2 separate regions of the Homo sapiens genome follow, and region 1 is linked to region 2. Evidence: read pairs that join two places in POLR2A ChIA-PET (ENCODE). Cell type or tissue: HepG2. All regions are shown on one strand. Each heading gives the region's core, and the rest is flanking DNA. Links, peaks and the distances in the headings are about the cores only.

Region 1 (13,321 bases), core at 5,322-13,321, 60 kb before region 2:
TCACCAAAATCAGGCCAGGCCAGCATCGGGAGCCTCCAGATGTAATGCACTGAAAAGGACACAGCTTGCCCTCTGAGCTGTTTACACCAAACATATCTGACTAAGTAGTCAGGAGGAAACATGAGACAAATCCACACTGTGGGTTACTCTGCAGGATAACTGGCCTTGTCCCTTTCAGAAGTGTCAGCACCATGGGAAACAAGAGCGGCTGGGGCTGCTCTGGAAAAGGGGGAGCAAAGAGATAGAGTCTCACTCTGTCACCCAGGCTGGAGTGCACTGGCGTGATCTTGGCTTACTGCAACCTCCGCCTCCTAGGTTCAAGTGATTCTCCTGTTTCAGCCTCCAGAGTAGCTGGGATCACAGGCATGTGCCACCATCCTCCCGTGGCTAACATTAATTCACCTAGGAGCTATGCACACTCCTTCCCTTCTTCCCTCCCTACTGGGGGTAATTTTTGTATTTTAGTAGAGACAGGGTTTCACCATGTTGGCCACGCTGGTTTCGAAATCCTGACCTCAAGTAATTCGCCTGCCTCGGCCTTCCAAAGTGCTGGGATTACAAGTGTGAGCCACTGCACCCAGCCTGAGGCCAACATGGTGTCACCCTGTCTCTTCTAAAAGTACAAAAATTAGCTGCGGGTGGTGGCAGGCACCTGTAACCCCAGCACTTTGGAAGGCAGATTGAGGCTGGAGGATCTCTTGAGTCCAGGAGTTCAAGACCCAGCTTGGGTAACCTGGTGAAACCAGTCTCTACAAAAAATTAGCCAGGCATGGTGGCAGGTACCTGTAATCCCAGTTACTCGGGAGGCTTAGGCTCGAGGATCGCTGGAGCCCCGGAGGTGGAGGTTGCAGTAAGCTGAGATAATGCCACTGCACTCCAGCCTAGGTGACAGAGGGAGAACTGTCTCAAAAAAAAAAAAAAAAGAAAGAAATCAGGCCAGTGCATGGCTCATGCCTATAATCCCAGCACTTTGGGAGGCTGAGGCAGGCAGATCATGAGGTCATGAGTTCAAGACCAGCCTGACCAACATGGTGAAACCCTGTCTCTACTAAAAATACAAAAATTAGCCAGGCGAGGTGGTGCCTGCCTGTAATCCCAGCTACTCAGGAGGGTGAGGCAGGAGAATCACTTGAACCCAGGAGGCGGAGGTTGCAATGAGCCGAGATCACGCCCCTGCACTCCAGCCTGGGCGACAGAGCGAGACTTCGTCTCAAAAAAAAAAAAAAAAAAAGAAAAAGAAAAAGAAAAGAAGTGGCTCACGCCTGTAATCTCAGCACTTTGGGAGCCCAAGGTGGGCAGATCACTGAGCCCAGGAGTTCGAGACTAGCCTACATGGCGAAATCCTGTCTCTACAAAAAAAAAAAAAAGTTGCCAGATGTGATGGTGCATCCCTATAGTCCCAGCTACTGAGGAGGCTGAGGTGGGAGATCACCTGAGCCCGGGGAGGTTGAGGCTGCAGTAAGCCATGATCGCACTACTGCACTCCAGCCTGGGTGATAGAGTGAGTCCCTGTCTCAAAAAAAATAAATAAATAAAAGAAGAAGAAGAAAAAAAAAAAGAAAAGAAAGTCTCGCTATGTTGCCCAGGCTGGTCTCAAACTTCTGGGCTCAAGTGATCCTTCCACCTCAGCCTCCCAAAGTGCTGGGAGGTATGAGCCACTGCATCCAACCATTTTTCTCAACAATGGAAAAAAAGTGTTTGCCATGTTGTTTCCCTAGGGTGGGAGGCTGTGGGAAAAGAAAAACCATGATTTTAAAAAGCAGAAAAAAAGCCACGGGACTTCCACCTCCTCCGTGTGACACCTGGAAGCAGTTCTGGTGCCACTCAGAGCCTATTTCATCATCAGGGAAAGCAGGGCTTGTGCTGGTGCCCATCTGGGTGGCTGTTGGGGACTGACTGAGAGAACATGCCTGGGAAGCCAGGGCCATTGGTTAACTGTCACCTCAGCAGGGAAGGAAGGCTTAGTGGGGACCTGGCTGTGGACTCTGGGGACTTCCCCTTCGTGGGAGATGCAGACCCAGGAGTCTGCACCCCTTTGTTGCCCCCTACCACCCTCACCCCATTTCCCAGTGGCTCCAGAGTAGATGCTCCCTGCAAGATTTTCCAGCCCAAGGGGGCAGCCTGGAAACATGGCTTAGATCACCTTTGTTGGTTTCCAGCAAATTAAAATTTATCTCTCAGAGAGGAAATGAGGGGCCGGGTTTTTTTTTTTTCTTCTTTTTTCCTTTCTCCTTCTTAATGGGCCCTGATGAAGGAAATGAATGCGGGGAAGGGATCAGAAATACGATCCACCACTCGCTGGCACAGAAAGGTCAGGGGGCTCCCTGCGCCCTTAGAGGGGCAGCTGGGCACAGTATGTTTTATTATATAATTAACCTTGACCCTTCTGGGTTCAAAGAGAGAGATTAGTTGGAAATAAATCAATAGTCTGGTCTGGTCACTTCAAAGGCCACAGAACACGCTGGAAAATTCCACACTGGCTCAGTGTGTAAATTGAAATAGGCTATGCAATGCTTCTTTAAAGGTGGGAGGGGGCTTTCGGTCTAAAATTGAAATTAATTGTGTATCCGCTTCCTTTAATCAGGCAATCAGGAGTCTTTATTGTGTATCTTGTGGGGGTTGCGGGGAGGCCTGGAGACAGCATTGTGACCTCCGAGTGACCGCTGGGCCAGGCTCCAGGACAACAGGCATCTCTTCAAGCCTAGGGAGCTCCTCCCTCTGGTAGCAGTGTGCAGTCATTTACTGGACATCTGGAATTCTCAGAATCACCCAACCATCACCATCGCAATACACGGCATTTATTGAGTGCTTACTTTACACCAGGCGCCAAGGATTTTCCAGTTATTTTTCTCATTTGATCCTCATAACAACCCAATTAGATAAGTACCATTATTATCTCTATTACCGATGAGGAAATTGAGCTTCAGTGTGGCTGAAGATACAGAGCCACTCTGAGGTTTTCTCTGTTTTTTGTTTTTTGTTTTTTTCTTTTTGAGACAGAGTCTCACTCTGTTGTCCAGGCTGGAGTGCAGTGGTGCCATCTTGGCTCACTGCAACCTCTGCTTCCTGGGTTCAAGTGATTCTCTTGCCTCAGTCTCCTGAGTAGCTGAGATCATAGGTGCCTGCCACCACGTCCAGCTAATTTTTGTATTTTTAGTAGAGACGGGGTTTCACCATGTTATGCAGGCTGGTCTCAAACTCCTGACCTCAAATGATCCACCCGCCTCGGTCTCCCAAAGTGCTGGGATTACAGGTGTGAGCCACCGTGCCCGGCCAACTCTGAGGTTTTCAAAGTCCATTTCAATACCGTGGCTCAAGGAAGAGCTGCACATTTCCAGAGGTCCCATCTTCATGTTCTTTTCCCTGAAGTTGTGAGAAGGTAAATGGAGCCAGGCTGGTGTCTCTTCAAGTCTCCCTTAGCTTTATTCACCTTTCATCTATTTCTGTCCTTTCCCTTCATCTTCTCTTTCTCCTTCCTTCTTTCACTCTTCCTCCTTTTTTTTTTTTTTTTTTTTAAAGACGGTTTCTTGCTCTGTGGCCAGGCTGGAGTGCAATGGTGCGATCTCAGCTTGCCACAACCTCCGCTTCCTGGTTTCAAGCAATTCTCCTGCCTCAGTCTCCCAAGTAGCTGGGACTACAGGCGCACGCCACCATGCCCAGCTAATTTTTGTATTTTTAGTAGAGAAGGGTTTCACCATATTGGCCAGGATGGTCTCGATCTCTTGACCTTGTGATCTGCCCGCCTCGGCCTCCCAAAGTGCTGGGATTACAGGTGTGAGCCACTGTGCCCGGCCTCCGTCTTCCTCTTTCCTGTCCTGATTTCGTGCTTTCTTTCCACAAATATTTGAGAATTTAGTGCTACTCCATGGCGGCACTTGTGGTTCATAAAGACATAAGAACACCACACCTGTCCTTAGAAAATGTAATCCAAGGCAGGGCTCAGAGGCTCACACCTGTAATCCCAGCACTTTGGGAGGCTGAGGCAGGAGGATCACTTGAGCTCAGGAGTTCCAGACCAGCCTGGGCAACATGGTGAAACCCTGTCTCTACAAAAAAATATAAAAATTACGGCGTGGTGGTGCACGTTAGTAATCTAGGCGACTTGGGAGACTGAGGCGGGAGGATTGTTTGAGCCCAGGAGGTTGAGGCTGTAGTGAACTGTGAACATACCACGGCACTCCAGCCTGGACAATAGAGTGAGACCCTGTCTCAAAAATAATAAGAAGAAAACGTAATCTTAGATTCTCAGAGCAGAGTGACAGTCATACATACTGGGCATAATGAGCTGCAGAAGGAAGTAGCTCTGTATGAGAGAAGTCCCACTGGAGTTGCCCAGGCTGGTTTCAAGCCATGCACCTGCCTCAGCCTCCCAAACCAAAGTGCTGGGATTACAGGTGTGAGCCAGTGCACCGGGCCAAGGATTACTTTTTTTTGAGATGGAGTCTCACTTTGTTGTCCAGCTGGAGTGCAGTGATGCGATCTCAGCTCACTGCAACCTCTGCCTCCTGGGTTCAAGCGATTTTCCTGCCTCAGCCTCCCGAGTAGCTGGGACTACAGGCGCGTGCCACCACTCCCAGCTAATTTTTGTATTTTTAGTAGAGATGGGGTTTCACCATGTTGGCCAGGATGGTCTCAATCTCTTGACCTTGTGATTCGCCCGCCTTGGACTCCCAAAGTGCTGGGATTACAGGCGTGAGCCACTGAGCCCAGCCGAGGATTACGTTTTCTTTTTCTCTTTTTTTTTTTGAGACCGAGTCTCGCTCTGTCGCCCAGGCTGGAGTGCAGTGCTGCGATTTCGGCTCACTGCAAGCTCTGCCTCCCAGGTTCATGCCATTCTGCTGCCTTAGCTTCCGGAGTAGCTGGGACTACAGGCGCCTGCCACCACGCCCGGCTAATTTTTTGTAATTTTTTTAGTAGAGACGGGGTTTCACTGTGTTAGCCAGGATGGTCTCGATCTCCTGACCTTGTGATCCACCTGCCTCGGCCTCCCAAAGTGCTGGGATTACAGGCGTGAGCCACTGCGCCCGGCCTCTTTTTTTTTTTTTTCGAGATGGAATTTCGCTCTTGTGCCCCAGGCTGGAGTGCAATGGAGCGATCTCGGATCACCGCAACCTCTGCCTCCCGGGTTCAAGTGATTCTCCTGCCTCAGTCTCCCAAGTAGCTGGGACTACAGGCATGCGCCACCACGCCCAACTAATTTTGTATTTTTAGTAGAGATGGGGGTTTCTCCATCTTGGTCAGGCTGGTCTTGAACTCCCGACCTCAGGTGATCCATGTGCCTGGGCCTCCTAAAGTGCTGGGATTACAGGTGTGAGCCACCGTGCCTGGCAAGGATTACGTTTTCTAAGGACAGGTGTGGTGTCTTTACCTCTTTATGACCCATCAGTGCCGCCGTGGAGTAGCACTAAGAGCCTGAAGTGGCTCTAGCTGGAGAGGAACAAGGAAGACATCAGGAGGAGCTGTGTTTGTCAGGATCTGGAGAGAAGGGGTAGTGGGAAGGAGTGGTTCCAGGCTGAAGTAACAGCCTGCAGAAAGGCCGGGAGGCAGCGCAGTGCATGGCGTATCTGGGAGAAGCCAGGAGCCGAGCTTGGAGGGTTGGACCTGATGATAGGAGCAAAAAATTACAGTCTGCTCTAATTAATAATAACAACAACAGCAAGCACAGGACTAAGTGCTTCATGCATCCTGACTCTCCTACTACTCACAACCTATGAGGTAGGTGCTCTCCTTATCCATAGTTTACAGAGGAGGAAACAGTGGCACCAGAGGACGCCCACTTGGTCACACAACTGAACCGTGGGGAGCAGGGATTGCAGTCCTGAGCCCACACTCTTTTTTGAGACAGAGTCTGGCTCTGTTGCCCAGGCTGGAGTGCAGAGGCGCAATCTTGGCTCACTGTGACCTCTCCCTCCTGGGTTCACGCCATTCTCCTGCCTCAGCCTCCCGAGTAGCTGGGACTACAGGTGCCTGCCACCACTCCTGGCTAATTTTTTGTATTTTTAGTAGAGATGGGGTTTCACCATGTTAGCCAGGATGGTTTCAATCTCCTGACCTCCTGATCCACCCAACTCGGCCTCCCAAAGTGCTGGGATTACAGGCGTGAGCCACCACGCCTGGCCGAGCCCATGCTTTTAACCACTGGGCTAGGCTGCCTCTTGTGAGGGGACCTTGATTGCCAGGCCAAAGGCACTGGACTCCTCTGGGAGCAGTGTGGAGCTGTGGTAGGTTACAGACCCAGCCTGCATTTTAGGATGTGCCCAACCTCCTCAACCGTCCCACTCAGGGAGGCAGGGGGGCCGACATTCCTGGGTCTCTTCTCACTCTTCAAAAAGAAAATCTCCCTTTTAGTTAATTTAGACCGCCACCCCTCCCGCCCCACCGCCCCCGACTGGGCTCCCCTGTCGTCTTTTCCTCCATACATAGATGTAAGTTAACAGCATGGGCTTCGAACAAGGAGTCTGAGGTTCAAGCCCCAGCTCCACCACCTCCCTTCTCGGAGCCTTGGTTTCCTCATCTCAGATGGGAGGATGACAGCAAGCCCAGCTCTACCCGCTGCACGGCTGTGAGAGACGCACATGAGGTGATACGGAGGTGTCTACAAAACACCCTAAGAAGCCGGGCGTGGTGGCTCACGCCTGTAATCCCAGAACATTGGGAGGCCGAGGTGGGGGTGGATCACCTGAGGTCAGGAGTTCGAGACCAGCCTGACCAATAAGGTGAAACTCTGTCTCTACTAAAAATACAAAAATTAGCTGGGCATGGTGGCATGCGCCTGTAGTCCCAGCTACCTGGGAGGCTGAGACAGGAGAATTGCTTGAACCCGGGAGGCAGAGGGTGCAGTGAGCCAAGATTGCACCATTGCACTCCAGCCTGGGCGACGGAGCAAGACTCCGTCTAAAAACAAACAAACAAACAAACAAATGCCATAAGATGTAATAACTAGCTGGGTGCCATAGCTCGTGCCTGTAATCCCAGCACTTTGGGAGGCCGAGGCAGCTGGATCACTTGAGCTCAGGGGTTGGAGACCAGCCTGGGCAACATGGTGAAACCCTGTCTCTACTAAAAGTACAAAAAAATATGGCCGGGCGTGGTGGTTCACGCCTGTAATCCCAGAACTTTGGGAGGCAGAGGCAGGCAGATCACTCGAGGCCAGTAGTTTGAGACCAGTCTGGCCAACACGGGGAAATCCCGTCTCTTCCAGAAAATACCAAAATTAGCCAGGTGTGGTGGTGGTGCACACCTGTAGTCTCAGCTACTCAGCAGGCTGAGGCAGAAGAATTACGTGAACCTGGGAGGTGGAGGTTGCAGTGAGCCGAGATTATACCACTGCACTCCAGCCTGGGTGACAGAGTGAGACCCCGTCTTAAAAAAAAAAAAAAAAATAGGACAGGCGTGGTGGCTTATGCCTGTAATCGCAGCACTTTGGGAGGCTGAGGTGGGTGGATCACCTGAGGTCAGGAGTTCGAGACCAGCCTGGCCAACATGGTGAACCCTCATCTCTACTAAAAATACAAAATTAGCCGGGTGTCTTGGCACATGCCTGTTGTTCTAGCTACTTGGGAGGCTGATACAGGAGAATCACTTGAACCCGGAAGGCAGAGGATGCAGTGAGCCGAGATCGCGCCTCTGCACTCCAGCCTGGGTGAGACAGAGCAAGACTCCATCTCATAAATAAATAAATAAATAAAAATACGATACAGGCCGGGTGCAGTGGCTCAGGCCTGTAATCCTAGCACTTTGGGAGGTCGAGGTGGGCAGATCACCTAAGGTCAGGTGTTTGAGACCAGTCTGGCCAACATGGTGAAACCCGTCTCTACTAAAAAAATACAAAAATTAGCCGAGTGTGGTGGTGGGCACCTGTAATCCCAGCTACTCGGGAGGATGAGACAGGAGTATTGCTTGAACCCACAAGGCAGAGGTTGCAGTGAGCTGAGATTGCACCACTGTACTCCAGCCTGGGTGACACAGTGAGACTCCGTCTCAAAACAAACAAAACAAAACAAAAAAACAGTACAATACAATAAAAAAAAATAGGCCGGTTGCAGTGGCTCACGTCTGTAATCCCAGCACTCTGAGACGTGGGCGAATCACTTGAGGTCAGGAGTTTGAAACCAGCCTGGCCAACATGGCGAAACCCTGTCTCTACTAAAAATACAAACATTAGCCAGGCGTGGTGGTGGGCACCTGTAATTCCAGCTACTTGGGAGGCTGAGGTAGGAGAATTGCTTGAGCCAGGGAGGCAGAGGTTTCAGTGAGCCAAGATCACGCCACTGCACTCCAGCCTGCATGACAGGATGCTACTTCTGTAATAACAGAAGTAGCATCATTATCATTGGGAGGACTCCATAGGGGCTCCTTCCCTTCCCCGAGGAAACTCTAGGCTATCTGACCCTCTCGATGACTTTCTGTCCACCTGGAAACCATGTAAGGCTTTCCTCAGACACATCGACCCCACAAAAAGCATATGCTCTAGAAATTTAGTGGTCATTCATATATTTATTGACCATCTGTTAGGTGGCAGGCCCCATGCAGCAAATGGAAGACTTGAGCCTGCTCAGTGAGTTCCCCATGCACTTGCACACCTCCCAAGCTTTGCTTATGCTGTGCCTGCAGCCTTGGATGCCCTTTCCCCTGTTTCCACTCCTTTTCAAAGCCTTCCTTAATCCAGCACTTCAGGATAATTTCCTTCCGTTTCTACAATGTGCTGCTGGTACTCACCCACATAAGTATTTGAATAGATAGCAGTTACTTGTATTCAAGCCTATAGATTGTCAGCTCACTGAGGGTCTGTCTCTCTCCTATGGGGCCCAGAGCATCTTAATTGCTGGGCTCAATTAGTCACCAGTAGGGATCAGGCCTCTGTTCCCGTGGCTGTAATCCTTGTTAATTCCACTGGGTGGCAGCAAAGTCCGCCAGTCACAGCCCTCCCAGGAGCGCAGCTTCCAGGCTGCCATGCTTGGAACCAGAGGCTCCCTGGGCTCCAGGGAGGCCAGGCCAGCTGCAGGAGGCCCTTCAAGCTCACTCTTCTATCTTTCTTCTTCTTTCTTCCTTTCTTCCTTCCTTCTTTCTTTTTCCTCTTCTTCTTCTTCTTCTTCCTCCTCCTCCTCCTCCTCCTTCTCTTCCTCCTCCTCCTTCTTTTTTTTTGAGACAGAGTTTTGCACTTGTCGCCCAGGGTGGAGTGCAGTGGCGCAATCTTGACTCACTGCAACTTCTGCCTCCTGGGTTCAAGCAATTCTCCTGCCTCAGCCTCCCAAGTAGCTGAGATTATAGGCTCCTGCCACTGCGCCCGGCTAATTTTTGTATTTTTAGTAGAGACGGGGTTTCACCATGTTCACCAGGCTGGTCTCAAACTCCTGACCTTGTGATCCACCCGCCTCAGCCTCCCAAAGTGCTGGGATTACAGGTGTGAGCCACCGCGCCTGGCTGCTTGCTTTCTTCTTTATCCTGCTCCCCTCTCCCCGGCATTCCTCTCCCCCCTCCCCCAACTTAGGGTTGCTTTGCCTTGCCTGCTCCAGTTTCTCTGCCTATTACAGTGGGATCATTTGAACACTTAAACTGTGCGCTTCACTTACATGAACTCAGTGAATCCTCTCAACCTCTTTTTTTTTTAATAACAGCTCTATCAAGGTATAATTCATGTTCCATGCAATTCGCCATTTAGGTGAACAATTCAATGGTTTTTAGTATATTCAGGACTGTGCAACTATCATTACAATTTTAGGATATTTTCATCACCCCAAAAAGAAACCCTGTATCCATTAGCTGTCATTCCCCATTTTCTCCCAACCCCTAGCCCCCATCAATCTGCTTTTGGTCCCTATAGACTTGCCAGTTCTGGACATATCCTATAAATGGAATTGTACAATATGTGGGACTTTGAGACTGGCTTCTTTCACTTAGTACCTGTGTAATGTTTTCCAGGTTCATCGATGTTGCAGCACGTACTCGTTTCATTTCAGTATTTTTTTAATCTGCTAAATAATATCTCATTGTGTGGATTGACCACACTTAGTTTCTGCATTCATCAGCTGATGGACAGTTGTTTCTGCCTTTTATCTACCGTGGCTAATGCTGCTGTGAACATCAATGTACAAATTTTTGTGCAAGCATATGTTTTCTTTTTTCTTTTTCTTTTTTTTTTTTTTTTTTGAGATGGAGTCACTCTATCACCCAGGCTGGACTGCAGTGGTGTGATCTTGGCTCACTGCAACCTCCGCCTCCCGGGTTCAAGCAATTCTCCTGCCTCAGCCTCCTGAGTAGCTGGGACTACAGGCACATACCACCACACCCGACTAATTTTTGTATTTTTAGTAGAGACGGGGTTTCACCATGTTGGCCAGGCTGGTCTTGAACTCCTGACCTCAAGTGATCTGCCCACCTCGGCCTCCCAAAGTGCTGGGATTACAGGCGTGAGCCACCATGCCCGGGCAAGCATATGTTTTCATTTCTCCTGAGTATACAGCTAGGAATGAAACTGCTGGGTCATACAGTAGCTACATATTTCGACTTTGTTGTTGTTGTTGTTGTTTTGTTGTTGTTTTAAGGTTTGTTTGTTGTTTTTTTGTTTTGTTCTGAGACAGGATCTCCCTCTGTCACCCAGGCTGGAGAGCAGTGGTGCCATCATAGCTCACTATAACCTCAAACTCCTGGGCTTAAGTAATCCTCTAGCTTCAGCCTCCTGAGTAGCTGGGACTACAAGCATGAGCCACCACACCCAGTCTGAGTTAGTTTTTTTTGTATGGTGTAAAGGGTCCAGATTCATTTCTTTGCATGTGAATATCCAGTTGTCCTAGCACCATTTTTTGAAAAGACTATTCTTTCTCTACTGAATTGTCTTGGCACCCTTGTCAAAAACCAATTGACTATAAATGTGAGAGTTTATTTCTGGATTGTTGGTGCTATTTTATTGAGATATATGTTTGCCCAGATGCCAGGAATACACTTTTTAATTATTGTAGCTTTGTAGTAAACCAAGAAAGTATGAGTCCTCCAACTTTGTTCTTTGTTTTCAAGATTGTTTTAGCTATTTGGGATCCCTTGCATTTCCGTATAAATTTTCGAATCAGCTCATCAATTTCTGCAAAGAACCCAGCTGGGTCGACAACCCTTTGAGGTAGGGGCATATTATCTCTATTTTACAGACAAGGAAACAGAGGTGTAAAGAAGTTAAATCGTTTGCTCACGGTTACACAACTAGGAAATAGCAGAGCCAGGGGTTCAAACCACATCAGTTGGACTCTAGTGTCCACAGCCTGGGCCATGGCCACCACCTTCTTAGCTCCAGAGGGTGCCATGCTTCTCACTAGAAGACAGGGAACAGTGACAGCTCGTTGCTCTCAATAGCAGGGCACTGGCTCTGAGCTCTGTACTAGCTCCCAGGTGGCAAAGGGCTGAAGGCATAGCCACCAGCTGAGTTGGAGAAGGTCCCCCATATAAGGTGACACCCCAGCTAGGCATGGAAGGAGACACCTCACTGTTCTCTGATCCTGCTGGGGCTCTGGTTCTCCTCACCCCAGCCTCAGCCCAATAACTGGGGACTTGCTGGCCACGGGAGAGATGACCTCAAGCTTCCAGGCACAAAACTCTCCAATTCTTGACCCAAGACACTACTATAGCAGCCGGGATTGAACCAAAGTATGCTTTCTTGGTAGCTTTGTGACAGTGTCCCCAGTACTCCCAGTTAGACACTCTGATTCCTTCAGTGGTTATGAAGAAAGTGCTGGCAGCACAAGTCCACATAATGGGGAGCCAGCTTTTGAGGCAATGAGACAAAATGCAGCATAGGGCATCCTGGGCCTCGGGGAAGGAAGCCCCTCCAGAGAGCGAGAGAGACATCTGCAGGAAGAGGCACCATGACGAGGAGAAGCTGTGGGGAGCAGAGCCTGGTCAGAGGGTGGCTATTCTGGAGTAATAGCCAGGGCCAACCCTGCCTTGTGGTGGTGGCACGTGGTGCACGGTGACCAAGGGGCCATCCACGTTTGTGGGAACTCAGTGTCCATCCCTCTTGAGTCCAAGGAGCCCTTCCCTTCTCTGCCAGCCAGGCTCCTCCTCGGCCTCCTCTCAGCCCCTTCTTCTCCCTGCTCCCTCTCCGTTCCAAGGTAGCTCCAGGGGGGCTCAGGGGAGCAACAAAGCCCTCAGATCAGTCCCCAAGTCCCCTCGTACCTTTTTTTTTAAGACAGGTTCTCCCTCTGTCACCCAAACTGGAGTGCAATGGCACGATCTTGGCTCACTATAGCCTCAACCTCCCAGGCTCAAGCGATCCTCACACCTCAGCCTCCTGAGTAGCTGGGATTACAGGCATGTGTCACCATGCCTGGCTAATTTTTAAATTTTGTGTGGAGACGATTTTGCCATGTCGTCCAGCTGGTCTCGAATTCCTGGCCTCAAGCTGTCTTCCTGCCTTGGCCTCCCAAAGTGCTGGGATTACACAGTGAGCCACTGTGCCCAGCCCTCTAATACCTCTTTGAGAGAGGACCATGGGTTTAGCTGTTCCCCTCCCTGACTCAAGCCTTAACCCAGAATTTAAGGCAGGCCCCCAGCCTTAGCTGCCCCCACTCACTCATTCCCTGTGTCCAGCCCCAGTGTCCCCATAGGAGTTCGGGGCACCCTCTGTCTCCTGCCGTCCCCAGCTGTGTCCCCACCAGCCTCATGCACAGTCCCAGGGCCATGGGGTAAAGCTTTCCTCCCCTCCCTGCCTCCTGGCTCATATTTGTTCCCCACCTGTCCCTCCGGAGTGGCCCTGTGGTCATTTTATTTATTTATTTATCTATTTATTTGAGATGGAGTCTCACTCTATAGTCCAAGCTGGAGTGCAGTGGCATGATCTCGGCTCACTGCTACTTTCACCTCCTGGGCTCAAGTAATTCTCCCCGGCGGGTGAGCCACTGCACCCGGCCCCTGTGGTCATTTTAAAACAGTCCATACATTCTTTGACTCTCCATTGAAAAGAAGACTTTAATTCCCCTTGAATTCCCTGAATGTGGCTTGCCTTAGCGACTTGTTCTAAAGAGCTGACTATAGCAGAAGTGATGCTGTGTCACTTGGGCCGGCGTAGAAATGATGTTGCAGTTTCCACCTGGCTCTCTCTCTCAGGACGCTTGTCTTTGGAACCCAGCCACTATGCTGTGAGGAAGCCCAGGCCACACGGAGAGGCCATGTGGAGGTGCTGGGCTCACAGCCAGCATCAGCCACCAGACGCGGGAGGGAGGGAGCCTTCAGGGGATCCCAGCCCCCAGGCTTCAAGCTGCCCACGCTGATGCAGAGTGGAGCAGAGACAGCTGCCCCTGAGCCCTGCCCAGACTGCATATTTGTAAGCCAAATA
Region 2 (15,206 bases), core at 1-8,000:
TTACAAAGTGCCATCCAAGGCGGTACTTTACTTAATCATCAGACCATCTCAGAGATAGATATTATTTGTACTATTTCCTCTTTCACAGGTAAGAAAACTGAAGCCCAGAGATGTCAAGTGACTTGCCCAGGGTCTCACAGTCAGTAGTTGCAAAACTGAGACCCAAAAGCAAGACTGACTCCAATACAGATGCTGCTACTTCGATGGTCACCCTGGATAAGCACTGAAGCCTCACAGACCTTCAGGGTGTGACCTTAGGTAAAGTATTCAACATGTCCTGGATTCCCATTTCTCATCTGTTTAGATCAAAGAAGAACAATGGAGCTTGGGTCATAGGGTTGTATGACATGATTAACAGACTCAAAGGCACTATGAAAAATTTAAAGTTCTAAAGAAATACAGAGGGAGATAGTAATAAATCATGCTTCTTTTTGCTGGCCAAAACCCATCAGATGCCTGGTCCAATGCCTGGCAGGGAGCAGGGTGTGTGGTCCCAGTACCCGGGGTACAGACTAGGTTGTGGCCCCATTGCCCCTCTCCTCTGGCACTCTGGGTGTTGGTCCTTTTGCCTTTGTCATAGGGAGAGATGAAGAGTAGCAAACACCAACTATGGTTTCCCAAAACCAAGGAAGAGGGTGCTCCTAGAACCTTTACTTCCAGCCAACCTCTCTGCTCCTGCAGAAGAGAAATGAGCAGGAAAAGAAGGAGGCCAAAGAATAGATGGGGTTAAGGCCAATCAGAGAATCAGAAGCCCGGCTGGAGGGACAAGCACTCCAATCCCAGGCATGATGCCAAGTCACCAACTTCTCCAGCAAACAACTTACCAGACCAGTTACAACTCCACTCGAGGAGGAATGAACCCACCTGGTCTGAAATGGCAGTCACAGACCCCTCCTCACATTTCCAGATAACTAGCGATCCTGGAGCTGGCCCCTCCCCAGCAGACTAGGGCCCTCCCTGGCTGAGGGAGATGGGGAAATGGGTGGGGAGAAAGGAGGGGCGTTGGGGTTATAGGCATTCCCCGCCCAGCGCCCCCCGCGCCCCCCTCCCCCCGTCCCCGGCCCAGGAAGATGTAATGTTTTAAGACTTTTTAGGATCGCACTTATTCAAACCCCTGCGCATCCTCCCCATGTCGTGAGTTCACCCGTCTTAGCCCCGAATCCAACCCTGGTATAGCTGTCGGGAATAAAGTTTTTCCTTGATGCGGACGCGAGCTTCTACTTCTTGGGAGAGGAGTGGAGAGAGAATAGCCCAGATGAGTGTCTGTGGGGAACTTGAGGTGGGAGGGTTAAGGGACTAGATTTGCACTCTCCTCCCGGGAGATGGGACCATTGCAGCCACTAAAGGGAACAGAGTGGTGGTGACCGAGCTCCAGGCAGCAGAGCCGAGCTCCAGGCAGCAGAACCGGCGGACCGCGAGAGCCAGGGCAAGGTCTCCGCGTGTGCACACTTCGGGGAAGGGCAGGGGCACGTGAGCATCCCCGCGGCTCGCTCGCTCTCGCTTTCGGTGGCTTCTCCTCTCCTTCTTGGCTCACGGGCTCTGTCCCGGGTCGCTCCCTAGCCACGCGCCGCCCTCCAGGAATCTCCCTCGTCTTCTCCTGTCTCTCCCGCGCACTCCTCAGCCCAGTACCAGCTCCAAATGCAGGTCGTGCCATCTCCGCCCAGTGCAGCCGTCAGAGTCCCGGTCTCCGCTCCCCAGGCTGCTGTCCCCTGTCTTGGCTGCCTCGGGCTATGTCCACGGCCGGGCACCCAGCACCCCAGCTCGTCCGCCTCGGTCAGCGCTTAGCCTTGCGGTCTCCCCTGGCTCGTTTCCCTCGGTCTCCACGCCAGCCCGCCCCGCTTGCTCCCGCTTCGCTGCACTCCTTGCTCCTCAGTCTGGGCTCCGGGTCCTGCCCCAGTCTTCCTCCGGGGGGTTCCGTCCTCAACACGCCCCTAGGGCCCCCAGCAGTCCGGCCTTGGTACCCTCTCCCCGTCCGGATCCGCAGGGTCCCCCCCGCGCGGGGTCCGCCCTCAGGTCCGCGCCGCTCTCCCCGGGTCCGCCCCTCGCGCCCGCTCCCTCCCTGCTCGCCCTTCCCCTGGCTCCGTCCGCAACCGCCCGGTCCGGGGCGCTTTCACTCACCCTCGCTCGGCGCGGGCAGCAGCAGCAACAGCAGCGGCAGCAGGAGCCGGGGCCAGAGCGGGGCGGGCGGGCGGCGCGGAGACGCGGCGCGCTGCACAGCCATGGGGCTCTCGGTCAGCTCGGCTCGGCGACGCGCGGCTCCCGGGCCTCTCGCGGCTCACAGCGTCCCGCGGGGCCGGCGCCGGGGCCGGGGCTGGGGCTCCGGCCGGGGCCGAGCCCAGGCGGTGGGGGACTGGGGCCGCATGCCTGCTCAGCAGCGCGGGGGGCGCAGGGGGAGCGCCGCTTGCGCCATCTTGCACCCACCCGGGCGATCTGTCAGCCTCGCCCGGGGTGCGCGCTCCACACTCGCACCGCTCGCGGCCGCCCCGCCCTCCTCCCCAGCCCGCCGCCCCCCTCCTCTCTGCTCCCGGTCCCCTCCCCCAGCCCCCTCTCCCCGGAGGCCCGGTCTGGGGAACAAAAGAGCCGGCGAGCGCTTTAAGCGGCCGGACATTCCCGGCTGCGCGGCGGACGCGCCCCCTGCGCTTTGAACTGTGGCTGGAGCGGCCGGCGCCGTCCCGGGCTGCAGCCGGGTATCCCCTCCCCGCGGGCCAGCCGGGGACCTGGGGGGCTGAGGAAGTGGACACCAGCGGACTGGGGAGTGGGTCCGGGCTGCGGAAAGACACACAGCTGCGGGATTTGCTCTGACCCACTCTTTCTGCTGCGCCCTCCTCCAAGTCCATATTTTAGAGATAATTCTCTAAAAAGCTGCGTAAAGTTGTCAAAGATTCAGTTTTCCATGGATTTCTGGTCCTTCCACTCAAAGGATAGATCCTGTAGCTGCAAGCTTGGCTTCTCTGGACCGAGGAGTCCTGGCGCTCCGCTGGGGAGGATTGCCTGGAGAGAGCAGACCCAGCAGCAGGACAATGAGAGCTCTAAAGGGGCCTGGCTTCCGACCTGGGTTCTGCCTGCTGCCTAGCCCAGTCACTCTCACTGAGCTCATCTGAAAGATGAAAATAATCTTATCTCTCCTGTTCATCCCTAGAGACCTTTAAACCGCAGAGGTCCTGACAAATGACCTGGTAACTGGAAAAGCACATAGAAAGTTAAAATTCCCAGTAACGTTTCTGTGCCACAAAGAAGGCCCTCAATCGTTCATGTCAGAGAACATATAAGGAGACAACAGAGGTCCCACGTGAGAATGTTACAGAAGATAAGCATGTCTTTTAGCAGAGACATACCCATACTAGCCCTCAGAGATCTTGAATCTCAGCCACTCTCTATTAAATGGTCTTCTGTTGAGTCCAGCATGATGGACTAGTCCATCAAAATTATTGAGCAGCTACTAAGTTCTAGGAGCTAGAGAATTAAAGCTGGCAGGCTAGGCTTAGTGGCTCACACCTGTAATCCCAGCACTTTGGGAGGCCGAGGTGGGCAGATCACTTGAACCCAGGAGTTCAAAACCAGCCTGGGCAACATGGTGAAAACCTGTCTCTACAAAAAATACAAACATTAGCCAAGCATGGCGGTGCATGCCTGGAGTCCCACTGTATTCCAGCCTGGGCAACACAGACCCTGTCTCAATAAATAAATAAATAATAAAAGTTGGCCTAATGTAGCTATTTGCTCCTTTGGCACTGGACTGGGATGGCAGAGGAAAAACTAAGTCTTTCTTTTGATACCAACTCTGGAACTTTGGGACCATGTACGAAACTAACGGTGGCTCACGCCTGTAATCCCAGCACTTTGGGAAGCTGAGGCGGGTGGATTACCTGATGTCAGGAGTTCGAGACCAGCCTGACCAATGTGATGAAACACCATCTCTACTAAAAATACAAAAAAATTAGCCGGGCGTGGTGGCAGGCGCCTGTAATCCCAGCTACTCGGGAGGCTGAGGCAGGAAAATAGCTTGAACCCGGGAGGCAAACGTTGCAGTGAGCTGAGATTGCACCATTGCACTCCAGCCTGGGCGACAGAGCAAGACTCCGTCTCGAAACAAACAAACAAACAAAAAACTAACTTTGATACGGATAAGTAAGGAAGTACAGGCCTCCAGAAATCAGAGTGCCTGTAGATGGACAGGTTTACTAATGATGAGGTTGGCATAGCTCAGGACTGTTCACTCTAGGGCAGCTACTGGAAGATGAGCCTGAGAAGCAGGACATGAGGCATGTGAACAGCGGGAAGCAATGGAAAAATTCTAGGTGGAGGACTCCAATGTGCCAAAGCCCTATTGGATTTCATTGTGAGAAAGGGTGGGAGTGGTGGTCTACTGGCCTTAGGAAAGGGAGGGGAAGGGCCCTCCCTGGGCCTAAAATCCTGGAACTCCCTCCTGCAGGGCTTGAATTCTCAACAACCCCTTCTTGGCTTGTCCTGGACTCTGAAGAGGTCAAATTGGTCTCTTGAATTGCTGTCATTTTAAATTCATTTTGACAAGTGTTTAATTCTTCTTTATCACAACCCTTGGTCTGAGAGTGATATGCAAATAATGGCTATTCTGCCGAGTGCAAAATGTGCAGTATCTCTCTGTCTGATCTGTCAATTAACTCTGGGTCTGGCCCACCACTTTGGGGGTGGTCCTGAGCAAAGCAGCCTCTAGCTCTTGATTCCCTCCAATAGAAAGCATGTTCCGGGCTCTGTAAAGATCTTAGCAGACAGCAGCTGCCAACTGTGATGCCAAGATGTGTGTGGGGTGTGAGTGTGGAGTTTTGTGTGTGAGACTGTGTGCACATTTGCATTAACGGACAGACACAAGGGTGTTTGTGAAGGCAAAGTATGCATGTGCGGGTCTCTGAGCTTGTACACACAGTGCACGTGTGTGTGATTGTGTGGCCATGAGTAATTTTGGTGACCAGAGTTATACAGGAGAATAGTTGTGGAGCCCAAATCTCTGGAGTTGTTCCCTCTTTCCTGCACCCAAAAAAGTTCAGAGAAATGTGTGCCCAGATGGAAAGAGATCCCCAGAGAGTCTAAGGAAGTGCCATCAAAGGACACATCTTTCCTAAGTTTACGTCTTTTTCCTAAGTGCCTGTTGAGGGAGGAAGATGGTTTAGTTCTTTCCCATGACCACCTGCTTTTTACCCTCAAAAACCACCATTTTGAGCCGGGCGCAGGGGCTTATGCCTGTAATTCCAGCACTTTGGGAGGCCAAGGCGGGCAGATTACCTGAGGTCAGGAGTTTGAGACCAGCCTGGCTAACATGGTGAAACCCCGTCTCTACTAAAAATACAAAAATTAGCCGGGTGTGGTGGTGCATGCCTGTAATCCCAGCTATTCGGGGGGCTGAGGCAGGAGAATCACTTGAACCCGGGAGGCAGAGGTTGCAGTGAGCCGAGATCATGCCACTGCACTCCAGCCTAGGCGACAAAGTGAGATTAGTCTGAAAAAACAAACAAACAAACAAACAAACAAACAAAACACTATTTTGGGCCAAGAGGCAGTGGCTCATGCTTGTAATCGAGCACTTTTCGAAGCTGGGGCAGGAGGATGGTTTTAGCCCAGGAGTTCGAGACCAGTCTGGGTAAGATAACGAGACCACATCTCTATAACAAAAATTTTTTTTAATATTAGCCAGGCATGGTGGCATGTGCCTGTAGTCCCAGCTACTAGGGAGGCTACAGTGACAAGACTGCTTGAACCCAGGAAGTTGAGTCTGCAGTGAGCTGTGATTGTGCCACTGCACTCCAGCCTGGGCGACAGAGAGATCCCATCTCAAAAACAACAACAACATCATTTCCCATCACAGTAAGAAATAAAATCCCTAGGGCACAAAGGCTGAGGAAATTCTAGTCATGGTCAATGGTTCCAAAAGAGAATTCCACATTTCTGGAAAATAGTTTATTAATTCATTATAAGGACAGATACATGAATCAATGCCTTAGCTTAACACTAAAGAGTATCATATTTGTAAGGAGAAAAAAAAAACGCTGGAAGGATAATTAAATAGTACAGCATAAACTAAATACAGACAAATAAATGAGCAAGTACTGATTACACTTGTCATGCATCAAGAAAAGGAAGATTTTTAATTGAGACTCAGAAAACTTAAGGCATCAATGGTAGGTGACAAAGGGATTAATACCCTGTAAAAGGCCAATAGATTCTTTTCTAATAAAAATACTGCTACAAAGACACAAACCTAACACTTCCAAATTACCCAGAGCCCAAATCATATATAGTGCTAGTGAGAAATGGCCACTTTCTTATCAACTGTGAGTTATAGGCAGATACCAGATTTATTACTTATTTGCTTTTGAGAAACAATTTTCCACCCAACCTAATGGGTTATAAATTGTCTCATTTGCAGCTATTTAATTTAAACCAGAACCTCAGTGCCTGTTAAACAAGAACATGAAAAATGACTATGTGGTATAATGCTAAGAGCCTACTGTTAAAACAGCCATTTAATTCAGGGCAGTTTTTTTTTCTTCTTTAAAAAAAAAAAATCAAACCAGCAAAATAAAATGAGGCTTTTGACCTTCAGAGCAATGATGAAACATACACAGTGGTGTTAGCCACAGCAGCGCTGAATGCTACAGAAATACTACAAGTGACAATTCTGTCTTTAACGAGATACAAAACCAACATTAATAATCTTTAGTGTTATCATAGGCTGGCTGAAGGAGGGGGAGGAGGTGGAAACGTAGGTGCAGACATCAACAGTGAGTGACACCCGAGTATAATAAACACAGATGCTTTCAGGGTTTGAGGAAGCCGCAACTGTGCTGAGAGACATTCCACCATTTAAAAAAAAAAAAAAAAAAAAGGAAAAATGGACTGGTTATTTCGAATTTGGCCCAGAAGGCAGAGTTAACTCTTGATGTGCCAATCAGACATCATTAGGGAGTAAAGACCCTAACATTCTATGCTCCTATGAGAGGGCTGAGGTGAAAAACCAAATAAATGACATTGTTTTCACTACACAGAAAATAGAAGTCAAGCTTGTCCCTGTGCGGCAGGTGAACAGAAAATGACTTGAGGATTCAATTTAAAGAAAAAACAAACTGAAATGAGCTACCCCTTTTCCTGTGCAAAGACCTCCTTGCCAGCACCCCAGAGGGTGAGATTCCTGTCATCCCCAATCCAGATCAAGTCAAGCCTCACAGGGTGGGAAGGGCCTCCCTGAACTCTCACTCCCCTTCTCTTCCTTTAGCTTCTTCTGGAAGAGAGGCCCAAATCATCTCCATCCAGTAAACTTGCCCCCCTGCATAGAAGGGAGGGCATCTTTTTATTCTGAGCCTCTGGATCACAGCCCCCTTCCCTGTCTCAAACATTCCCCTCTATGACTTGGATCCATCCATGGAGAACCCTTGGATCCCAATCCCAAAGGCAAGATGCAGGGAAGCCAGAAGATCTTCTCCACACCCGCACTGGGCGTGGGTGGGCTGCCTGGGGCAGGGCAAGCAGAAGCACTGAGTGAAGAGGAGGCAGGAGGATGGCAGGCGAGTGCGCGGCAGCCGCGGATACAGGAAGGGCACGGGGGCCTTGAAGCAGACATGAGGTAGTCACGTTGTTAGAGAAGGATGCAGAGTTTGAACCCAGGCAGGAGAACAAGATGACATAGTCTGGGAGAGGTGTGAGAGATAGCAGAGGAAGGAAAACAGGAGAGAGGAAAGGAAAGAGTATCTGGGAGCAGGAGAAGGGCACTGGTGCTGGGAGAGCGAGGTGACTGGGAGACAGAACACTAGAGCAGCCAGGGGCAAGGAAGGAGGGGAAGAGTGAGAGAAAGCGGATTTTCAAAACCAGGCACTTCCCAGATTACAAAATTAAATGCAGAGTTGCTCGGAGGGGAGCCAGGGCCACCCTCTCTATTTGGGCAATAAGGAGCTGGGAGGTGATGCAGCTGAAATGCCAGGCATTCAGAGCCTGCTTGCACCCAACCCAGCCAGACAGGAGAATGGGCTGGGACTGTCTTTGTCAGACAGGCATTGGAGACACTCTCAGAGTGTGTAATAAAAGGCTGGGCGATGGAGGTGGGGGCCCACAGGGCTGGGGACTGACCACTGTGGGGCACCGTTCTGACCTGGAGGACCAATCAGGCTGTAGTGACCACTGCCTGGGCCACGGTTTCCCAGCTCAACAACCAGTACGCATACATGCACTTCACACATGTGCACATCACATGTAGCTATGTCTCGTATGTCTTTCACATGTCACATGTGTATCACAAAGAGTATGGGGGGAGTGAATAATCCATGTTTTCCTCTCCCCTCAGCCAAAGCAACTTAGGAAGCTCCAAAGGGCTTGATGATGTATCTACAGGCACACATGTGGACATACACGGCCACAGGTATCGCATCCTATGTGATCCATACCTGCCTGCCCCAAACCACATCCTCTGGGAAGAGCTAGGCAGAGGAGGAGACCGGGGATCTGGGCAGGCCTGGGCTGGCTCCTAGAGGGCAGGGGGATTTGAGCTGGCAGCTATCTCCAGGGGTCTCCTCTAGCACCTCGCCTGGCTGGAGGTCCGGGTAGGAGCAGGAAGCACTGGCTGCCTCTGGCAAGCAGGTAAGTCTGTCTGGCCCGGGGGCTGCCAGCTCACACCCTCCCAACTCCCTGTCCAGCCAGGCTGCCCCCTGCCCTGGATCCCCAACACCCGAGATGAGATCAGGAGCCTCTGGAGGCAGGGGGTCCTCAGGCTCCAGGTCTTGGAGATGGAGGTCAGGGTTCCCGTTAGATGCACTAAAGTCAGAGTGGACAATGACTTCAGCCTCCACCTGGTTCCTGCAGGCTGGGGGTGACTTCTTCCTCCCATTGCCCTGATCAGAGCAGAGAACACAAAGACAAAGTGACCATTACTGAGAGTAATCATCAGAATGACCAGCGTACGTGGGGCAGAAAGTCTGACCCTCCATCAGAGTAAGTATCACATGGGAGTCGGTGAAGGATACACAGGAACTGTTCGAACCTATACAAAGGCAGGGAATGATGGAATACTTCCCATTTGCCCTCATCCAGGAGTTTCAGGAGTACCAGACTCAGTCAGGGCCTCTGGGGACAGGAGGAAGGGCTGAGCGTACTCAGGCCAGCCACACCCTCAGATCCACGGAACTGCTGTGGCCCACTTAGGTCTGGGTAGAGGAGGGGCTGTTTTCAACCCAGGTTGAAACAGGTTCCTGCAAACTGGCCTGCCCTCCACCTACTCAACCTTTGGAGGCTCCAGGGGTCTCCTGGCTAGACTTCTATCCCCAGGAAAGTTACCACCCAGGGGTCTCCAGAGAACTCATTACTTCCTCTTCACAAGCACAGAGACCCTTTCCTCCTTTCCTGCCCCTTCCTTCCAGGACGCTGACCTTTATGGCGTCGTACACCAGAGCCTGCAGCAACAGCGTCTGCCCAGTTCCAGCAGGGGGCAGCAGGGCCCGGGTCAGAGCCGGCCGGGGGCCTGCCTGGGGCAGCTCACAGCCTGCCCAGGAACCAGCCCAGCTCAGCCCGCTTGGTTGAGCCCAGGAGATCTGCACGGGGGAAAGAAGGGGACAGTAAGGGGCACGACCAGGATTGGCTGGGAGAGGGAAGCCCGGGGGAGGGAATTGGGATGGGCCGCGGGGGAGCAGGGTCCAGACTGTCACCCGCTGCTCTCTCCCTCTCCAAGGCTCTGGGGAGGAGCATCGAAAGGGCTCAGAGTCAGCGGGGTAATCTGAGGATGAGTCCTCCTGCAGAGGAGCGGAACACCAGACGCTCTGCAAAGCCCGCGGTGTCCGAGCCAGGCGGGGAGAGGGTGAGGGAGGACGGGTCGGAGTTGGGTGGGATGTGCCGCCCCTGCCAGCATGAAAGGGACCAGCCCAGCGAAGGCCTCACCTTATCCTGGTCCCAGTCCCACTTGGCCACAGCCAAGCCGACTGGCCTCTTCTCCCCACACGGGGATGTCTGGGTCTCAGAGGTCTCCCCAGCTCCAGGGATGAGGAGGGAGCTGGGTGTTCTGGCTACCCTGGGTCACCTGCTGGGAGGCCCTTTCCTTCGTGAGAACCAAGCTGACCTATTCCGCCGGGATATGGAGGCCCATGTGCTTCCCTGACAGCCAACCATTCCGTGGAGGAGGGAGAGAGGCCCTAGCGTCCGCAGCCGGCTCCGAAGAGGAGGTAGAGCCATGCTCGCATAGCCACGCGTTGTGCTCTGTCGCCCCCTGGTGTCCTATTTAGAAAAGAGCCGCAATGTGGGGCTCTGACTTACCTTTCTTTTGGAGTGACTCCGGCCTTCAGAAACACCGCCACCCATAAGGCTGTGCACTTCAGCCCTGTCCTCCACGTCTGAGGGTGGCGGGGACCAGTCCTGGGGATGGGGGTGCACAAGGGACTCCAATTCATGGGCAGCTGGGGGGCTGGGGGGGCCAAGCCGAGCTCTGGAGTACAGCGCGGGATTCCCGGGGGTGGCGGTGGAGGACAGGCCTGGGAGGGATTCCCTGGAAGGGAAGACGGAAAACAAGGCATAGCGGTCAGAGTAAGGGGTCAGGCGGGGCTGGGATCTGGTCCAGCCTATGTCTCTGGGGAGGTTCCTGCCCATCTCTGGGATTTGCTTTCCTGGTCTGTGCAATGAGTAAGAAAAACTGCTATTGTTCAAAACAGCCTGATGCTGTAAACAGGGCTCTTCTTCCCTTGGCTGCAGGCATCTGGAGATTTGGGGCCCCTCTTTCCAAGATGCTGGCAGCTACAGAGGAAGTGGGAGTGAGGCAGTTCTGTTGGCCTTGCTGAGGAGGGTAGGCTGGGGCTCCCCTAAGTCCACTCCCCATTCTCAGGAGGACATCATCCCTGATTCCTTCATCCCAGAGTCCTGACTTTAACGGGGCTCCTGGGAGTGCCAAGGGCAAGTCATGGCCACTTTCCCTGATGGCCCATTCTGCAGCCCTTCCTGGAAGTCTCCCTTCCCTGAAGTCAGACTGGCTCCCCTGCTCACCTGTGGGGGCTGCGGCGCAGGCCAGCACACATGCAGGCCAGGAGGCAGAGGAGGCCCAGGCAGACACCCACGATGATGCCCGTGACTGAGTGCATGTCCAGCGAGTCTGGTGGGGGAGAGAGAGGCACAGAGCAGGTCAGGACAGAGGAAGGGCACAGGGCATAGATCAGGACTATCCATGGCTTTCTCAGGAGACACCAGCTGGACCCTCACCCTTCAGATGCTCACAATCTTCTGATACAAGGACAGGAGGGCCCTGAGCCTCACAGAAACTACTACTACCTCTCCCTCTGACTGTCCTCCCTAAAACACACCCAGAAGTTATGGTCTCTCTGCCTCAAACTGGCCTTTGGTGAAGCACGTGTTGCCTGCTCCCAGGGCTGTTGCATGGGTGTGCAACATGTGCAGGTGCGCAGACCCCATGCTTGGATGGACCCCACGCTTGAGTTCATGCTCTGCTGTCACCACCTTAAAATTCTAATTTTTTTTCTTTTGAGACAGGGTCTTGCTCTGTCACCCAGGCCGGAGTGCAGTGGCATGAACACGGCTCGCTGTAGCATCAACCTCCTGGGCTCAAGTGATCCTCCCACCTCAGCCTCCCAAGCAGCTGTGACCACAGGCATGAGCTACCACACCCAGATAATTTTTAAATTTTTTGTGGAGACAGGGTCTCACCATGTTGTCCAGGCTGGTCTCCAACTCCTGGCCTCAAGTGATCCTCTCACCTCAGCCTTCCAAAGTGCATAAGCACTTTGGATTACAAGCACAAGCCACCATGCCCGACCTCTAGCTTTTTTTGTTTTTGTTTTTGTTTTTGAGACGGAGTCTCGCTCTGTTGCCCAGGCTGGAGTGCAGTGGCATGATCTCGGCTCACTGCAAGCTCCTCCTCCCGGGTTCACGCCATTCTCCTGCCTCAGCCTCCTGAGTAGTTGGGACTACAGGCATCCACCACCACGCCCAGCTAATTTTTTTTTGTATTTTTAGTAGAGACAGAGTTTCACCGTGTTAGCCAGGATGGTCTCGATCTCCTGACATCATGATCCGCCCGCACCTTGGCCTCCCAAAGTGCTGGGATTACAGGCATAAGCCACCGCGCCTGGCCGTCCGACCTCTAATTTTTAAAATAAGGGATAGCACCTTTTCATTCTGCACTGGGCCCTGGAAATTACGTAGCCAGTCCTGCTGTCCACCTCCACACCATAAAGCTCATCACCTCACCAAGTTAATCCTCCAATCAAAGCAATTTCCCAAAGAAACTGGTCTCTAAAGCCAGTCCCAGCTGGATGCAGTGGCTCACACCTGTAATCCCAGCACTTTGGGAGGACGAGGTGGGTGGATCACCTGAGGTAAGGAGTTTGAGACCAGCCTGGCCAATGTGGTGAAAACCCGTCTTTACTAAAAAATACAATAATTGGCTGGGCATGGTGGCTCACGCCTGTAATCCCAGCACTTTAGGGGGCCAAGGTAGGCAGATCACGAGGTCAGGAGTTTGAGACCAGCCTGGCCAACATGGTGAAATCCTGTCTCTACTAAAAATACAAAAATTAGCCGGGCATGGTGGTGTGTGCCTGTAATCCCAGCTATTTGGGAGGCTGAGGCAGCAGAATCGCTTGAACCTGGGAGGCGGAGGTTGCAGTGAGCCGAGATTGCGCCATTGCACTCTAGCCTGGGCAACAAGAGTGAAACTCCATCTCAGAAAAAAAAAAAAAAAGCCAGTCCCCCACGAACCTGGCCTCTGAATCAAGTTATCACTGAACCACACCTATTTCCCCTTCACATTTGCTCTGCCCCCACCAAACCTGGAGGACAGCTGTGCAAAACAATGAAATTGTAGTTGTGTCCACAGGCAGGGGCTTGGAAGTCAATCCAGGGAAACCTGGGCTGCCCTGTGCTCATACCTGACAGCTTCTCCTGGAGCGTGATCACATCCTGCAGGCGGGAGAAAGGCCCAGGTCCCACCTCTGTGCGCGCCCCCATCTTGAAGAAGTACCGAGTGTCGCTCTCCAGGCCATGGACCTCAGCACTGAAGATGTTTCCTGGGGGTGAGGGAGGCAGGGAGAGCAGGGATGGTGGATGGGGTGGGTGGATGCAGAGGTGGGCAGGGAGGGGACTGGGAGAGTCTGCTCTCCACTTAGGCAGCAGCTTCTGCTTGCTTCTCCCAGTAGCCCCTGGAACAAACCCCAGCACTGTTCTCACTGCTGGAAGCGGGAGAGGCTGGGAAGCTCTTGAGCAGATGCCCTGGGGCAGGAGCCCTCACCCTGCGTGGTGAGCAAGGTCCACTGGTGCTCAGGCTGCGTGTGGTTGCTGCTGTACAGGATCAGATACTCCACGATCTCCCCGTTGGGCTCTGTGGGGGGGCACCAGTGCAGCCGAACCGTGGACGGTGTCAGGGGGCTCAGTCGCAGGTCGGATGGGGGTGTGGAGGGCCCTGGGGTGCGGGAGAGGAGATGGGGAGAGATGTCAGAGCTGGGGGACAGAGCATGATGATATGACCTCCCTTCTTCCTCCTTCATGGAACAAGCCACAAAGCAAAGATGAGGTCTGGTTTCTAGTTGGGGAATTCTAGAAAACAGTATGTGTGGTTGGAGGGACTTAACATTCCTCCCCTCCCAGAAACTCTTCTGCCCCCAGCTCTGCCCAAACCTTGGGGTTCTGAAGTATGTTTCTTGCTGCTGGGGCAAGAAGGAGTTGGGCAAAAGATGGGTTGGTGGCAAGGGGCTGGGAGCCACTCACGGTCAGGCAGGGTGGAGCGCTCCACCACAGAGCCGAAAGGCCCATCCATGTCCACGCCGTGAGACTGCACTGCAAACTCGTATTTGGTGAATGGCTTCAAGCCGCCAATGAGGATGTCTTCTCCAGAACTGCTAAGGCAAGAAACGTGACTAGTGCTCTCAGGCACACTCTCCCAGCAGGGCAGACTCCTCCAAATCTACTCCCCTGCAGTCAGCCCCAGCCCCAGGCTCTACCCTGGGAAGGGAAGCTGCTCCCTGGCCTGGAGGCGACTACCACCACCCAGGGACCTACAGAGAAGTCTGGATGTATGCTGCTCCAAGTCCAATCTCGAAACCAGACCCCTTCCTCCAGGAAACCTTCCTGGATTAATCCAAGTTATTCTCCACCTATGGAATCATCTCCGATGCATCTTTTCTTTGGCTTAATTTTGCCTTCATGGCAGTTGTATATATCGGTTGCTTTTTATGCGACTTTCCTCCGCCAAACCTCAGGCTCCTCAGGCTCTGTCTCCCCATCTAACAGGGTAGAGGGAGCAGCTCTGAGGACAGGGGTGGGGTTCTCTTCACCATCAGACTGGGAGCCCTCTGAGGTTGGAGAAACAGGTCTGTCCTGTGTCACATTCTCCGGAGTTTGAGAACAAGGCTCTGTTGTGAGGGGACGGGATTGGATGGCCTCCTTGCTACCATCTGGTCAGCAGGCAAGGACGTGGACCCTGTGCAGCCCCTCTGTGTGGCCTCAGCGTAACAGGTGAGCCATGACATGTTCCTGAATCCCAGGGGCCCTTCCCTGATCACCACCTGCTGCCTTCCCACCACCACCCCCCACCTATTCTTCCTCCCTTCTTTACATTAGTAAAGGCATTAGTCCCCACCTGGTGTAATAGGTGACCAGGGAGGCATTCCTGAGCCCCCAGGGGCTGAAGCGCACAGTGTAGTTGACAATCTTGACTGTGGTGAAATCTGGCTTTTTCCACCGAAGCCAGATGGATGTGGAGCTGTTTGATTCCGCATGGACGTGGGCTGGAGGCAGGGGTGGTCCCCTCTGGATAGGCATGTCTGAAAGGTGAAAACTAGAGTGTGAGGAAGGGAGGGAGGATACTCATCCTTAAATATGTATAGTGGTTTACAGTTCCCAAGGCTGTTTCTTTGACCCACTCCTTTGATCCTGTGAGTTGAGTGGCATCATTCCTACTTCACAGATAAGGCAATTGAGGCTTCCAAGAATTTGATTTTTGACTGTGGAACACTAGTCTGTAAGAACGTAATAAAGAGAGAGGCAGCAAATCACAGCAATGAATAACCATGGAACCAGACTCTGGAACCAGGCTGCCTTGGTTCAAATTCCAGCTCTGACACTTACTAGCTGTGTGACCTTGGAGAAATTACTTACCTTCTCTGTGTCTCCATTCACTATTCTAATGATAGTACCTACCTCATGGGGTTGTTATGAGGATTAAATTATTTAATATTTTAAAAATAGATAGGAAATTG

What was found. Peaks named below come from ENCODE experiments on the same cell type or tissue, not always from the same donor. Only the 100,000 strongest peaks of a DNase experiment are listed, where the experiment ranks them.
Region 1: POLR2A ChIA-PET joins it to region 2 with 13 read pairs; 20 of 35 experiments call an interaction of 5 or more read pairs at or near these places.

Annotation. Positions count from the first base shown.
Region 1 is chr15:65,310,116-65,323,436 of GRCh38, forward strand. No RefSeq gene overlaps it. Among named protein-coding and RNA genes, the nearest start is that of RNU5B-1, 12 kb to the left of the region's middle. RefSeq lists an enhancer at 8,748-8,797. In HepG2, for the core only: a CTCF peak has its summit at 8,904 (motif pointing right); a DNase peak (open chromatin) is centred at 8,936.
Region 2 is chr15:65,375,568-65,390,773 of GRCh38, forward strand. IGDCC3 (immunoglobulin superfamily DCC subclass member 3) reads right to left here and starts at 2,435. Exons shown (of 14, transcript NM_004884.4): 1 at 2,119-2,435. The coding sequence starts at 2,221. It overlaps IGDCC4 (immunoglobulin superfamily DCC subclass member 4), which reads right to left. Exons shown (of 20, transcript NM_020962.3): 13 at 14,588-14,771; 14 at 13,717-13,844; 15 at 13,241-13,411; 16 at 12,882-13,019; 17 at 10,984-11,089; 18 at 10,264-10,492; 19 at 9,387-9,548; 20 at 5,917-8,852. The coding sequence ends at 8,442. RefSeq lists enhancers at 9,201-9,812, 9,687-9,736, 9,747-9,796, 9,817-9,936. In HepG2, for the core only: no CTCF peak of the experiment used is centred there; DNase peaks (open chromatin) are centred at 2,584 and 3,224; H3K4me3 peaks cover 3,065 bases.